Regions from separate parts of the Homo sapiens genome. Here all the other regions are linked to region 1. Evidence: chromatin contacts called from ENCODE Hi-C or POLR2A ChIA-PET data. All regions are on one chromosome and are shown on one strand. The core of a region is the stretch at or near the end of the contact, and the rest is flanking DNA. Distances in the headings are between cores, read along the strand shown. Region 1 overlaps SPEN-AS1 (SPEN antisense RNA 1). Region 2 overlaps EPHA2 (EPH receptor A2). Region 3 overlaps EFHD2 (EF-hand domain family member D2).

What was found. Hi-C counts contacts between places; a loop is a spot of excess contacts on that map. ChIA-PET counts read pairs that join two places held with the same protein, here RNA polymerase II (POLR2A). Pooled maps may share reads with other maps.
Region 2: a loop to region 1 is called in a map of PC-9, with 24 times the contacts of the local background. The contact joins two enhancer-like sites. A Hi-C loop is called at or near these places in 1 of 168 maps with a recorded cell type or tissue (PC-9) and 3 of 50 pooled maps. POLR2A ChIA-PET finds 5 or more read pairs at or near these places in 7 of 52 experiments (A549, A673, BJ and 4 more).
Region 3: a map with no recorded cell type shows a loop between it and region 1 (4-fold over the local background). The contact joins two enhancer-like sites. A Hi-C loop is called at or near these places in 7 of 37 single-sample maps with no recorded cell type and 9 of 50 pooled maps. POLR2A ChIA-PET finds 5 or more read pairs at or near these places in 1 of 52 experiments (T-cell).

Annotation. Positions count from the first base shown.
Region 1 is chr1:15,832,896-15,837,123 of GRCh38, reverse strand. SPEN-AS1 (SPEN antisense RNA 1) reads left to right here. Exons shown (of 2, transcript NR_024279.1): 2 at 218-2,909. Among named protein-coding and RNA genes, the nearest start is that of SPEN, 13 kb to the left of the region's middle. RefSeq lists enhancers at 956-1,005, 1,236-1,285, 1,476-1,585, 1,151-2,136 and a silencer at 2,026-2,255. Within about 2 kb of position 2,708, at least 41 of the 41 ENCODE cell types and tissues checked have a DNase peak (open chromatin) inside an H3K27ac peak, as active enhancers do; they include A673 and PC-9, where a contact is called at or near this core.
Region 2 is chr1:16,141,080-16,145,312 of GRCh38, reverse strand. All of the region lies in intron 3 of EPHA2 (EPH receptor A2), which reads left to right. Among named protein-coding and RNA genes, the nearest start is that of EPHA2-AS1, 12 kb to the left of the region's middle. RefSeq lists enhancers at 407-935, 936-1,463, 3,592-3,641, 2,975-3,942. Within about 2 kb of position 1,717, at least 20 of the 41 ENCODE cell types and tissues checked have a DNase peak (open chromatin) inside an H3K27ac peak, as active enhancers do; they include A673 and PC-9, where a contact is called at or near this core.
Region 3 is chr1:15,419,307-15,423,468 of GRCh38, reverse strand. All of the region lies in intron 1 of EFHD2 (EF-hand domain family member D2), which reads right to left. Among named protein-coding and RNA genes, the nearest start is that of EFHD2-AS1, 9.0 kb to the right of the region's middle. Within about 2 kb of position 2,233, at least 4 of the 41 ENCODE cell types and tissues checked have a DNase peak (open chromatin) inside an H3K27ac peak, as active enhancers do.

The DNA of each region.
Region 1 (4,228 bases), core at 1,459-3,958:
GGAAGTGCGGTCCACTATGGTTACCACCGCCCAGCTCAATTCGGCAGAGGGAGAAGCAGCTGCGGCCTAGGCCCTCTGCACCCACGCACCGAGGCCGAGGCCAGGGCCCGCCCCGCCGGCCTGAGTGGAGGACTGTGGCGGGCACTAGGAGCCCCACCCCGTTCCAATGAAAATGACACCTTTTAAAACCATTTTGATTTTTTTTTTTTTTTTAAAGGCCGGGCGTGGCGGCTCACACCTGTAATCTCAGCACTTTGGAAGGCCCTGGCGGAAGGATCTCTTGACGTCAGGACTTCCAAAACAGTTGGGCAACACAGCAAGACCCCGTTCCCAGGCTGGGGGCAAAGCCGGGCTCGGTGGCTCACGCCTGTAATTCCAGCACTTTGGGAGGCCGAGGTGGGCGGATCACCTGAGCTCAGGAGTTCGAGACCAGCCTGACCAACATGGTGAAACCCATCTCTACTAAACATACAAAAATTACCCGAGCGTATTGGCGGGCGCCTGTAGTCCCAGCTACATGGGAGGCTGAGGCAGGAGAATCGCTTGAACCCGGGAGGCGAAGGTTGCAGTGAGCCGAGACTGCGCCACTGCACTACAGCCTGGATGACAAGAGACTCCCGTCTCAAAAAAAAAAAAAAAAAGACACCTTTCTTTGGGCTTAGTGAGCAAACATTCTACGCAGTGCCTAATATAAGCCGGCCCAGGCACCACCCAAGCCTTCGGCCAGGACTGTTTTCCCGTTTCGAGAAGGCTCCATCACACTCCACACGGGATCCAGTCAACAGCCGTTCCAAACATGGCGCGGGAAGGGGTGGAAGACAAGCCAGCGCGACGCCGTCCAGCCTCATCCCCGGGGCACAAAGGGGAGACTAATCTCCAGGAAACTCGGGGTACAGAATCGATAACCCCACAAGAAACTAGTTTCCGCGAGTGGGCCTTAAGGAAAAAGTAGGTCGGGCACAAGCGAGCTGTTCAGACGCACTTCACAGCAAAGACTCGCGGACAACACAGCGAGACGAAAACGGCCCCGTGCGCAGGCGCGCGGAAACACGACTAGCGCGCTTCGGGACGACCCCTCCCCCTTCCCTCAAAGGCCAAGGAAGTGGCTCCGACGCGCTTGCGCGAGGACGGAATGTTGAGGGGAGGGGGAATTCTTTCCCTTCATTGTCAGAGAGAACCGCCCCCGCACGGCGAGCGCGCGCGCGCTCACGCACCACTCTCACACTCCGGCGCGCCAAAGGCTTTCCGCTTGGCGTCTCGCGCATGCGCGGAGGGGGAAGCAGTGGCGAAATTGGATGCTTTTTGCTGAGTTTCTCAGAGAAGTTTCTGGAAAGATGGAGCCAAAGGGACGCTGGGGGGTGGGGAGCGCCAGGAAGCAAGCGTTTGAAAGAAAGCGAAAAAACCCAAGCGCACCGCGACACCTCCAACCTTCAAGCCACGGCCCAAGCAGAGCCCAAGGCCACTGAGACCCTCACGCCAGAGAAAAAGCACAGGGACCGCGGCAGCCGCTCCTCCCTCTGCCACTGCTCAGCCCCCGAGACTCCCCAGCACGGGGAGAGGGCAGGGGGTAGCCATGAGAAACCTAGAGCGCTCACTGGACTTTTGCGAGGTGGAAGGAAAGCCGAAACCCGCCCTTTGGAGCCGCCTGTGCGCACGGGCCCCGTCGAGTGGGCTCAGTACGTTAGGACTCAGCGTGGCCGCCAAAGCATTGGTTGGGGGCGTCTTTCACTAATTTTTCCTAGGTTTTCTCTTCTATCGGGCTCTGTGGTCCTTTCACCACCCATCTTCACTTTGGTGGCCTGACGCTAACGCTGCGAGTTGGGGAAACCGTAGTAACCCCGGGCCTGAGGGGCGTCCCGGGCGGCGGTGCTCCGTTTCTTCCAGCGGTTGCCCCTTTAAGAAAAAGCCCCCCGGAGAGGGGCCCGTGTGGCTGAGTAAAGGTGGCGTGCGCCCGCACAAAGGCGCCGCGTTGTTGGCGGGCTCCGGACCCTGTTGCCCCTGGGCGGGGCGGCGTGGGAAGACCGGGGCGCCTGGGCGGGGAGAACGACGTTGGCGCTAGCGGGGCAGGGCAGGGGGAGGGAGTCACGGGATTTAGCAGGTGCTTCTCCGCGACCGAGCGACTGCCATTTTGTGGTGCGGCCGCCGCCATTTCGCGCGGCCGAGGGGCGGGGTGTGGGCGGAGCGGCGGGCGCGCCCGGGCTGTCCCTCGGGGCGGCGGGCTAACGCGGCCGCTTTGTTCTTCGCTTCTCGGCTCGAGGCCCCAGTCTCGACCGCCGACCGCCTCGGAACCGGGCTGCATCCGAGCTGCCACGCGGCGTGTGAACCTTGAAGCGCGGCCGGGGAATCCGCAAGGCGCCGACTCTCTTCCTCCTTGCAAGCCCTTCGAAAGTGAGATTTCTCACCCCACCCTTGCAGGGTGGAGAGAACACGTTTCAAAAAGGGGATGCCTAGAACTCAGCCGTGGGAAGTGCCTGTCTAAAGCCTTGTGCTGGTGCCAGTAGCAAACCCGTGCGCGTGCTCGGCTTTGAGCGATCATGGAGCTCTGCAAATAGCTCAACTGCAGAGCGTGCCCCTTAGAGCTCCTGTGCTGCTGGGAGGCCTCATAAAGGTGCCAAAACCAGGTGTCCCCAGCGGTTGGCCTCTTTAAAAAGAAAAAAAAAAAAAGGCGGAGTGGGATGTCCTTGACGTGCTGAAAGACGGAGTAGAATGAGACGTTGGTTTTCATTGGCTGGCCATTAAGCACGCACTGCGCAACTGTTTTCCAGATACGGGTTTATAGCCCATTATTTATATCGGAGCCATAAACTTGAACAATAGATTGGAATATCTTATTTTTGCCTGTTGAGAATATCTCCCATTTAACTTCTTTTGAAAGTTCAGATGAGTATATAAATAATACATTGACCCAGTAGAATCTATTGTGTGCGTTCCAGCGTCATTTCAAAGAGCTATTGTTTTTCTGATTTCAAAAGAAATATTTAAATGTGAGTCTTTGTGTTTTAATGTTAACCTTGTGGTTCGAAATCAACAAAGCCAGGAAATTCAAGAGAACTGCTGCTAAATTTGTCTTCTTCCTTTGCTTTCGTACAAGGTTTTTTTGTTTAATTTTTTTTAAGTTTTTCTTCACAGCGTGAGTACATAGAAGAGCCAGCCCTTTATATTCTTACTATGTATAATTATAGGGAGTTATTTCAGTAACAGGAGGTAAAGCTCATAATGATAGGATGAAAAGGTAAAAGAACATCTGTTGAAGGAATCGATCAGGATTTGATGGCTTCCAGATGAAAGAAATATCTGAGAAGAGGCTTTTGGATTCCAAATAATTTAGTTTCATTATGACCAAAAGCACTGCATAGAGCTTTAAATTTTTATACCGTATCTTTTGACATCAACTATCCTTTTTTTTTTTTTTTTTTTAAGACAAGGTCTCTGTTTTTTGCAGTAACGAAATCACAGCTCACTGCAGCCTCGACCTCCCTGGACTCAGGTTATCCTCCCACCTCAGCCTCCTGAATAGCTGAGAATAGGCGCGAATCACCACGCTGGGCTTTTTTTTTTTTTTTTTTTTTTTTTTTTGAAGGAGGCTCGCTCTGTCACCCAGGCTTGAGTGCAGTGGATCTTGGCTCACTGCAACTTCCGCCTCGGGGAGTAGCTGGGACTACAGGCACGCCTCAGCACGCCCGGCGAATTTTTGTATTTTTAGTAGAGATGGGGTTTCACCATGTTGGCCAGCATGGTCTCCATCTCCTGACCAAGTGATCCGTCCGCCTCGACCTCCCAAAGTGCTGGGATTTCAGGCATAAGCCACCGTGCCTGGCGCTGGGCTAAGTTAACCTTTTGTAGTGACGGTTTCACCATGTTGCCCCGGCTGGTCTTGAGCGTCTAGGCTCAAGAGATCCTCTCAAAGTGTTGAGCTTACAGGCGTGAGTCACCGCGCCTGGCCTATCCTTCCTTTTGGCGGTGAGAGCTTACAGAATTTTTTTTTAAATGCTGTGTTTTTTTTCTTTTTTGTCTGCACAATGAAAATGAAATAGTGTAAAACTATTAGTTTTAGTGGAAATTTGGAATCTGTTACAGTAGCCTGATAACTCAGGTAAATTATTATGGCTCTAATTAGCTGGGCAGTTTAGATTCGAAGAATGATTGCCCAGCACTTGAACAGACTAGAAGGGTCTGTTTAAACACTCCTAATTCCTGGGGTTCATTTTTATTTATAAAACACATACTT
Region 2 (4,233 bases), core at 468-2,967, 310 kb before region 1:
GAGCCAGCTTCCCTTGGTTCCCCCGCCCTGCCCCCGGCCCTGCCTGCGGGGACAGTGGAGTCGCTCGGGCTGACCGCTGTCCCCCGGGGGCTGCTTTGTCTCCATGTCTCCGCTTCCTGTGCTGGCCTCAGCAGCTGGCGGGGCCCCTGCTGGCGCCTCAGCCCTGGGGACCGCTGGTCAGGTGAGCAGGTGGCCAGCAGCCTTGGCCAGTGGCTCAGCTGAACAGCTGGGAGGCCAGAGCTGGGGTTGTGGGGAGTTGGAGATTCCCTCCTGAGAGGCTCCTGCTCCCTCAAGGGGCCCAGCCCCTTGGGGAGGTCCCCTCCCTACTGTAGTTTCATGATCCCCTAGTTCATAGGGACACCGCATTCCAGGCACCATGCTGGACATCTCATAAGCAGGGCTTTCTTCCATCTTCACACACAACCCAGAGAGGATGAGGACTTGATCCCCATTTTACAGATGAGGAAACTGAGGTCCGGAGAGGAAGCAGTGAACAGTGACCAAAAGAACGGGGGCCTGGCACAGGAAGGCAGTTGCCCCTGGTGTGTGTCCTTCCACCCACAGGCTGTATGACCTTAGCAGGTCCCCTTGGGGTCCCACCCCCATCTGTAAAATGAGTGGGCTGGACCTGTGGCCCTGAAGGACGCTGTCAACCTGGTGATCCGAGCTTCCCTCCTGTGGTTTCCCACTGGGGCTCAGTCTGAACACCGGGGAAGCTGTTGACTGTGTGACACAAGTGTGGTGAGGAGGGGTCCCACTGCTTACAGCCCCAGTGGCCTAAAGTCCATAGCTGACAGGGAGGAGTCCCCTGGCCAGGGTATGTCTGTGGTTAAGGTGGTCTTTAGACAGGGTGGTCTCGGGCCATGGCAGGGGCTGCTGGCAGGATTCCTGTTTCATCAGATCACAGTTGGTCCCCCAGGTGGAAGACTCTGGGAGCTGCTGGCTGTGGCTCGCAGGCTTTGTCCCCTGCTGGGAAGTCCCACCAGGCCTTATTTCTGTGATGTTTCTTCTGGCCTACAGAGGTGGGACCACGGTGGCAGCACCCCCAGCCCCCCATGGTGGCTCTCACCTCTGTGCCCTGTCTGCCCCACCCTCAGCTCACACTGGGGGCAAAGCTAGGCGCTGGCATCTCCGCTGGGCGGGCACCGGCTTCTCCCTCCCTCCCTCTCTCCCTCCTGGAGGTAAGTGGGTCCCCAGAACGGAAGGAAGGAGGCGAGGGAAAGCAAACAGAAGATGAAAGGCTGGAGGCAGGACAGGAGCGGTAGGCGGGGGCTGAGGTGGGGAGTGGTGCTTATCAATGGTGGAGGAATGTGCCTGCAGATAGCTCCCTAGGGTGTGTGTGAAAGGGACAGGGTGCTGGCAGCCGTCAGGCCCTGGGGGCAGCCCCCCTTCTGCAGAGACGACAGGGCCTGCTGGGAGCAAGAAGCCACCAGGGCCTGAGGTTGTCAGCTCCCTCATTTGCTGGGTCAGTAACCCATAGGTCGCCATTTGCCGTCTGTCAGGGCCCAGAGACAAAGTCCAAGCTCCACATCCCTGGGCCAAGGTGGTTCCTGCGGTCACCTGCTGGGCCTGGCTTGGGCGGTGACTGGCCCTAGGTGAATTGCCACCATGACCTCTTGACCTCACAACCTTGCCATTGCCAGCCTGGGAGGTGGCTGTGCCTTGGGAGGAGGGGCTCCACTGGGGGCTGGACTTGCGTCACGATAAGGGCGTCTGTCCCTGAGTCACCTCATGCTGCCACCTGAGGGGCGGGCATCAGGAACTGGAAAAACCAGGGTATAGCCGGAGGTGCAGCCACTGTGCCCCAGTTCCCCTGCTCGGAGTAGCCCAGGCCTGCCAGACAACCGGGGCCAGAACAGCTCTCCACAGGTGTGCCACAGGTGTGCCAAAGTTAGGCTCTTGTGTAAGGCAGGTAGGCATCCTGGTGGACCTTCTCCACAGTGTCTCTCTGGGCGCTGAAACACTGCTCATTTCTCTGGCCCTGGAGTGCATATTTCACATGCACATGGTAGGTTTGCCACCCATTCTCTCTCCCACTCACTCTTCCATCCACCTGTCCACCCATCCACTCATCCATCCATCCACCCCTCCACCCATCCACCCCTACATCCATCCATCCATTCATCCATCCATCCATCCATCCATCCATCCATCATCCATCCATTCACTCGTCTACCCGCCAACCCACCAAACCACCCATCCACTTGTCCATTCATCTATCCATCCATCCATCCACTCATACCCCCCTCCACCCATCCATCTGCCCACCCCTCCACCCAACCACCCACCTATCCACCCATCCATCCATCCATCCATCCATCCATCCATTCATCCCTCCACCCACCCACCCTCCTGCCTATCCATCCCTCATCCATCCATCTACTCATCCATCCGTCCACCCACCAACCCACCCATCCACTTGTCCATTCATCTGTCCATCCTCCGCCCCATCCATCCATCTATCCACCCCTCCACCCAGCCATCCACCTATCCATCCCGCATCCATCCATCCACTCATCCACCTGTCCACCCACCAACCCACCCATCCACTTGTCCATTCATCTGTCCATCCTCCCCACCCATCCATACATCCATCCATCCAACCACCACTCCACCCACCCACCCATCCATCCCTCATCCATCCATCCACTCATCCACCTGTCCACCCACCAACCCACCCATCCATTTGTCCATTCATCTGTCCATTCATCCACCCACTCATACCCCCCTCCACCCATCCATCCATTCATCCACCCACCCATCCATCCACACACTCATCTACCCATCCACCCACCAACTCACCCATCTATCCATCCATCCATCTGTCTGTCCATCCATTCAGCAAACATTAACTGAGCACCGCTGGGCCATGGGACACAGATAAATTGGTCTCCATTCCTGCTCCTCAGGAGCTGCTGGTCTCACGGAAGCTCCTGATACATGCAGGAATAATTTCAAATGGAGCATAAAAGCCAAGTTTTGAATTCCCCTGGAGCTGAAACAGTGTTTATCTGTCTCACCATCGCATCCTAGCACCCAGCATTGTGCCAGACACGTATGAAGTGCCCATTTCTATTTGGTAAACATAAGATTAATAGATGCCCTAATGGGGGCCGGGGGGCCAGGAATTGGGCAGTCTGGGAGGGCTGTGTAGAGGAGCTTAAGCTGGGTATTAAAGGATGCATAGGAGTTTGCTGGTTGGCTAAGGAACAGTAGGTATCTGGTGTATGTGGGTGTGTTTGAGTGTGTGTGACCCCTGTCCCCACTTGCCCGCCTAGAATGCCAGGAAATCCAACTAGATAAAGTCAGGAAGAACACAGGGGCTTGCTGGTGTCCTACTCATGAACTCTGGGACCCCTGAGCACTTGGAAACTCTGGCGGGGCCCTGGAGACAGCCCCTGGTAGCTTTGTGGTTGGAGGAGGGGAAGCACATCTCGTCAGGCAGGCACATGCCCTGTTGACGCTGCCTCTCTGCTGTATTATCTGGCACATCCGCAGCGGAAATCTCTCCAAATTCCCTCTTTCCTGGCGGCAGCAGGCAGGCAGGCCACCCCCGGGCGCTGGGGCCAAAGAGCCCATCTCTTCCCCCACTTCCTCCTCTTGGCATAGAAGCAGCCACACGGTGGGGAGTCGGGGCATTGTGAGGGTTTGCAGGTGGCTAAAGCCTCCAGTGGGTCCGAGCCTGGGCTGTGGGGGTTTATGGCCCCTGCCTGGCCTGAGAGCCTGGGCTGGGAACGCCCCCGAGCTTCCCAAGTCAGCTGGCCCTGGACCACCTGAACCAGCACTGAGCCAGGTGAAGTCTCCTCCACAGACAAGTCAGGGCATTTGGGGGAACTGACCCCAGGATAAACATGGCCCAGCTTTCTGGAGTCTCAGTTTTACTCACAGATCTGGTGGAGGAGAGAGCTATTTTTGTATCATGCAGATATGTTATGGGGAGGGATGCAATATACTCATGGGTTTCCAAATACAATAGGAGACTTGAAGACATTCGGGGCTTGAAGGAGACCACTTCAGCCACCCCAACCAACCCCCCTGGGCTGGAGTCTACACTTTTCTGCTCACAGACACAAAAGTGCCCAGTTTGAGAAGATCTGTGGTGGGGAATACCCTCCCCTCCTCCACAACACATAGACCCACAGCTGCTCTGAAATTCGTCAGGAGTTTCTGGCTTTTGAAGTGGGTCAGGCCTTATCTCCTCTCTCTTCAGGCTTGTTTCAGAATGTTGATTTA
Region 3 (4,162 bases), core at 984-3,483, 410 kb after region 1:
GGGGCTGCTGCAGAACACAGACGGCTGCCTGGAGCACAAGGGGAGCATTTGTGCGAGGGGTATAAATAGTTCACGAGCCAGTGAGTCAGTGGTTGAAAGTGACACAGCAAAGATGGGTCTTGGGAGCCCTGGAGGGAACACAGGGTCCTGCGGCTTCTGCCCCACTGATGGATGAGGGTTGGGGTGGAGGTGGATGGGCCAGCAGCCCCTGTGGGCAGTGGCCACCTCTGTGACAGTAGAAGGTGTGGGACTCAGAGGGTCAGGCAGGCCAAAGCTGCTGTGGTCCAGCCTCCACCTGGAGCTGGAGGGGTTCTGGGGGGCACAGCGGAGGCGCCTCCTGCCATCTCTGGTCCCTGTTTGCTGCCTGGTAGAGGGCTGGGCGGGCGCCACATGACCGTGGGGCTGTGCAGGAGCACCTGGTGAGGGACTCAGTCTTTCCTGAGCCAAGTCACGAGGACTCCCCTCCTCAGTGCCCCCCAGGAAAGCAAAGCCCTGCCGCTTTCTGACCCTGGGCTCCCAAGGTCAGCGATGACAGTCAGGCTCTGAAGCCAAATTGCCTGGGCTCCTCAGCCACAAAATGCAGCATCTCTTTTTATTTTTATTTTTTTGAGACGGAGTCTCGCTCTGTCGCCCAGGCTGGAGTGCAGTGGCGCAATCTTGGCTCACTGCAAGCTCTGCCTCCTGGGTTCACTCCATTCTCCTGCCTCAGCCTCCTGAGTAGCTGCGACTACAGGTGCCCGCCACCACGCTCGGCTAATTTTTTGTATTTTTAGTAGAGATGGGGTTTCACCGTGTTAGCCAGGATGGTTTCGATCTCCTGACCTCATGATCCGTCCGCCTCGGCCTCCCAAAGTGCTGAGATTACAGGTGTGAGCCACCGCACCTGGCCAAAATGCAGCATCTCTTAAGCTGGGGTGCATGTGCCCCCCAGGAGACATCTGGCAATGTCTAGAGGTGTTTTTGGTTGTCATACCTGGGGCGGCGGAGGTGGGGGGGATGCCAGTGGCATCTGGTGGGTGGAGGCCAGGGAAGCTCCTATAGCGCATAGGGTGGCCCCACCGCAAAGAATGACCTGGCCAGCTGGGCACGGTGGCTCACGCCTATAATCCCAGCGCTTTGGGAGGCTGAGGCAGGCAGATCATGAGGTCAGGAGATCAAGACCATCCTGGCCAACATGGTGAAACCCTGTCTCTATTAAAAATACACAAATTAGCTGGGCATGGTGGCAGGCACCTGTAATCCCTGCTACTTGGGAGGCTGAGGCAGGAGAATCACTTAAACACAGGAGGTGGAGGTTGCAATGAGCTGAGATGGCACCACTGCACTCCAGCCTGGGCGACAAAGCAAGACTCTGTCTCAAAAAAAAAAAAAAAAAAAAAAAAATGGAATGACCTGGCCCCAAGTGCCAGTGGAGCTGAGGCTGAGAACCCTGCTGCAATGGGGCCTCTCTCATGGGCCACTGTGAGGAACGACTGAGCCCATCCCTGTCAAGCACTCAGCACAGCTCCCAGCGCACAGAGCTAGCTGCATAAATGGCAGTCACCACCGCTAAAACAAGATTGAATCACCGTCACTAAACTCCCAACGCACCAGCACTTTCTCTTTACAATCCCTGTGCTCAGCAATCCTCCAGGTCCGGATTAGGTCAGGAGGGCTGTTGGTGAGGCCACAGGTCCCATAACCAGCAGGTCAGGGGTTCACGCCCCAGCCCCTGGGTCCCACGTGTCTCTCCCTGAGCCCCAGCTTTATTTATTGCTCAAGTGCATGGGTTTCTTCTGCAGCCAGGGGCAGCTCAGTTTCAGAGGAAGTGCAGATAAAGTGTCCAAACTTGGATGGAAACGTGGGCTGTGGATCCCTCTGTCTTTGGCAGCTCCCAGGCCTGGCTGGGCTGTGGCTCAAACCATGATTTGAACGGCCGCCTCTATCAATCAAAGGCCAATCAATTACTGGGGCTGGGCTCCATCCAGGGCAGGCTCTGGCCCCCAGGGGGACAATACAGGGGCTGGCTGCGGTGCCAAAGAGTCCATCACCAAGAGGAGGTGACGGGGGCTGCGAGAGGCCAGGTGCTGGGGTGGGCGGTGAAGCCCCCAGAGGTAGCCGTGGAGGAGGCCATTCCCAAGAGACTCCTGGAGAGTGGCCATCTGCCCTGTGCCCTGGGCTCTGATGTGGTCTAGTGCAGGGGATCAGCCAGGTTCCAGGGTCAACCTGATTGAAGATGGCCTTGAGGGTTTGTGGTTACATCAACTCCGCTGAGACTGACCTGGGTCCAAACCCCAGCTCTGCCACCTGCTGGCAGAGTGACCTGGTCAAGTCACCTAACCCCACAGACCTCAATTTCCTCATCTACATCATGGAGATCAAAGAACTCATCTCAGGATGGAGGCAAGGATTAAAAGAGACGATACAAGCAGACTCTTGGCACAGAGCCTGGTCCACAGGAAGCACTTCATACATGCCTACTATGATACTAAAAACCAGTTATTATTATTCCTAACATCTACCTTTAAGATTATTAAAGAGTAAATGAGGCTGGACGTGGTGGCTCATGTCTATAATGCCAGCACTTTGGGAGGCTGAGGATCACTTGAGCCCAGGAGTTTCAGACCAGCTTGGGCAAGATAGGGAGACCACATCTCTATAAAAAAATAAAGGGCCAGGTGCGGTGGCTCATGCCTGTAATCCCAGCATTTTGGGAGGCTGAGGCAGGCGGATCACGAGGTCAGGAGTTCGAGACCAGCCTGACCAACATGGTAAAACTCCGTCTCTACTAAAAGTGTAGAAATTAGCCAGGCATGGTGGCACGCACCTGTAATTCCAGCTACTCAGGAAGCTGAGTCAGGAGAATTGCTTGAACCCAGGAGATGGAGGTTGCAGTGAGCTGAGATCATGCCACTGCACTCCAGCCTGGGTGACAAAGTGAGACACTGTCTCAAAAAATAAATAAATAAATAAATAAATAATTAGCTGGGCGTGGTGGTGTATGCCTCTGGTCCCAGCTACTAGGGAGGCTGTGGTGGGAGGATCACTTTAGCCCGGGAGGTTGAGGCTGCAGTGAGCCCTGATCGAGCCACTGCTCTTCAGCCTGGGCAACAGAGTGAGACCTTGTTTAAAAGACAAACAAACACAAAAAAGAAAATGAAAATGAGCTGACAGATATAAAATGCCTGGCACATAGTGAGTCCTTCAAACCTGTTAATTTCATCATCATCGTAATAGTAGTTGTTATATTGAGAAGTTTGTGTGTGTCACATATGCACATCATATACTTCACATATACAATATAAAAAGGGTGATGATATTAGAAATAATGATAAAAAACACACTGGCTTCTGCCACAGGCTCCAGTCCTGACTGGTGGTACAGGGTTGGGAGGCAGGGCTTGTGGTGGCTTGGCCTGGAGGCAGGGGTGGACATGATGACCCAGGGGATCCCTCCAGCATGACCTCTCCTCTAAAGGCCCACTTTTCCCCTACTAGGCCCGACGCAAAGCCCCAGCATCTCTGGGAGGTAGGAAGACAGAAGACCGCTGGACAGAGCCCTTGAACAGGGAGAGAGGAGCCTCAGGGAGCGAGGAACCTTCCCTCGGGGTTGGAGAAAAGTGAGGAAGGGGCTACTCTCATGGTGCCAATGTGTGTGTGGGACAACTGGCAGCACAGGAGAGAACGAGGTTCCACGATGGCTGGAAACAGGCATCTCCTGGGCTAGAGGGCCTCTCACCCACCAGCCCTTCTCCCTGAGCTGGAACTGAGGTTGCAGCTGGCTTAGAGGATCCAGAAAAAGAGAGATCAGCCCGCAAGATCCACCCAGATAGCCTGGTCTACCCGTTTTACATTATGTAGGGAAACTGGGGCCCACAGTGGGCAGTGACTGGCCCAGGGTCACACAGCCAGCAGACTGCAGGATTCCAACAGCTGGAAGTTTTTCTCCTCCCTGGCCCCTCTCTTTTTCCTGGTCCCATGGAGGGTCCCACATTCTCAAGCTTGCAGGGCCAGTGGAGGCTGGACTGAGAGCCCAGCTTGGTGCCTGTTTGGGAAGGCCAATGCCATTCGGCAGTACTGGCAGAAAGCGCCCAGCCTGGGAGCTCAGCACTTTTCTCCAGCACCGGAGGGAGGCTGCGGGGCCTGGCACCGTGCCCGCATTCCTATCTGCCTCCCCTTGAATA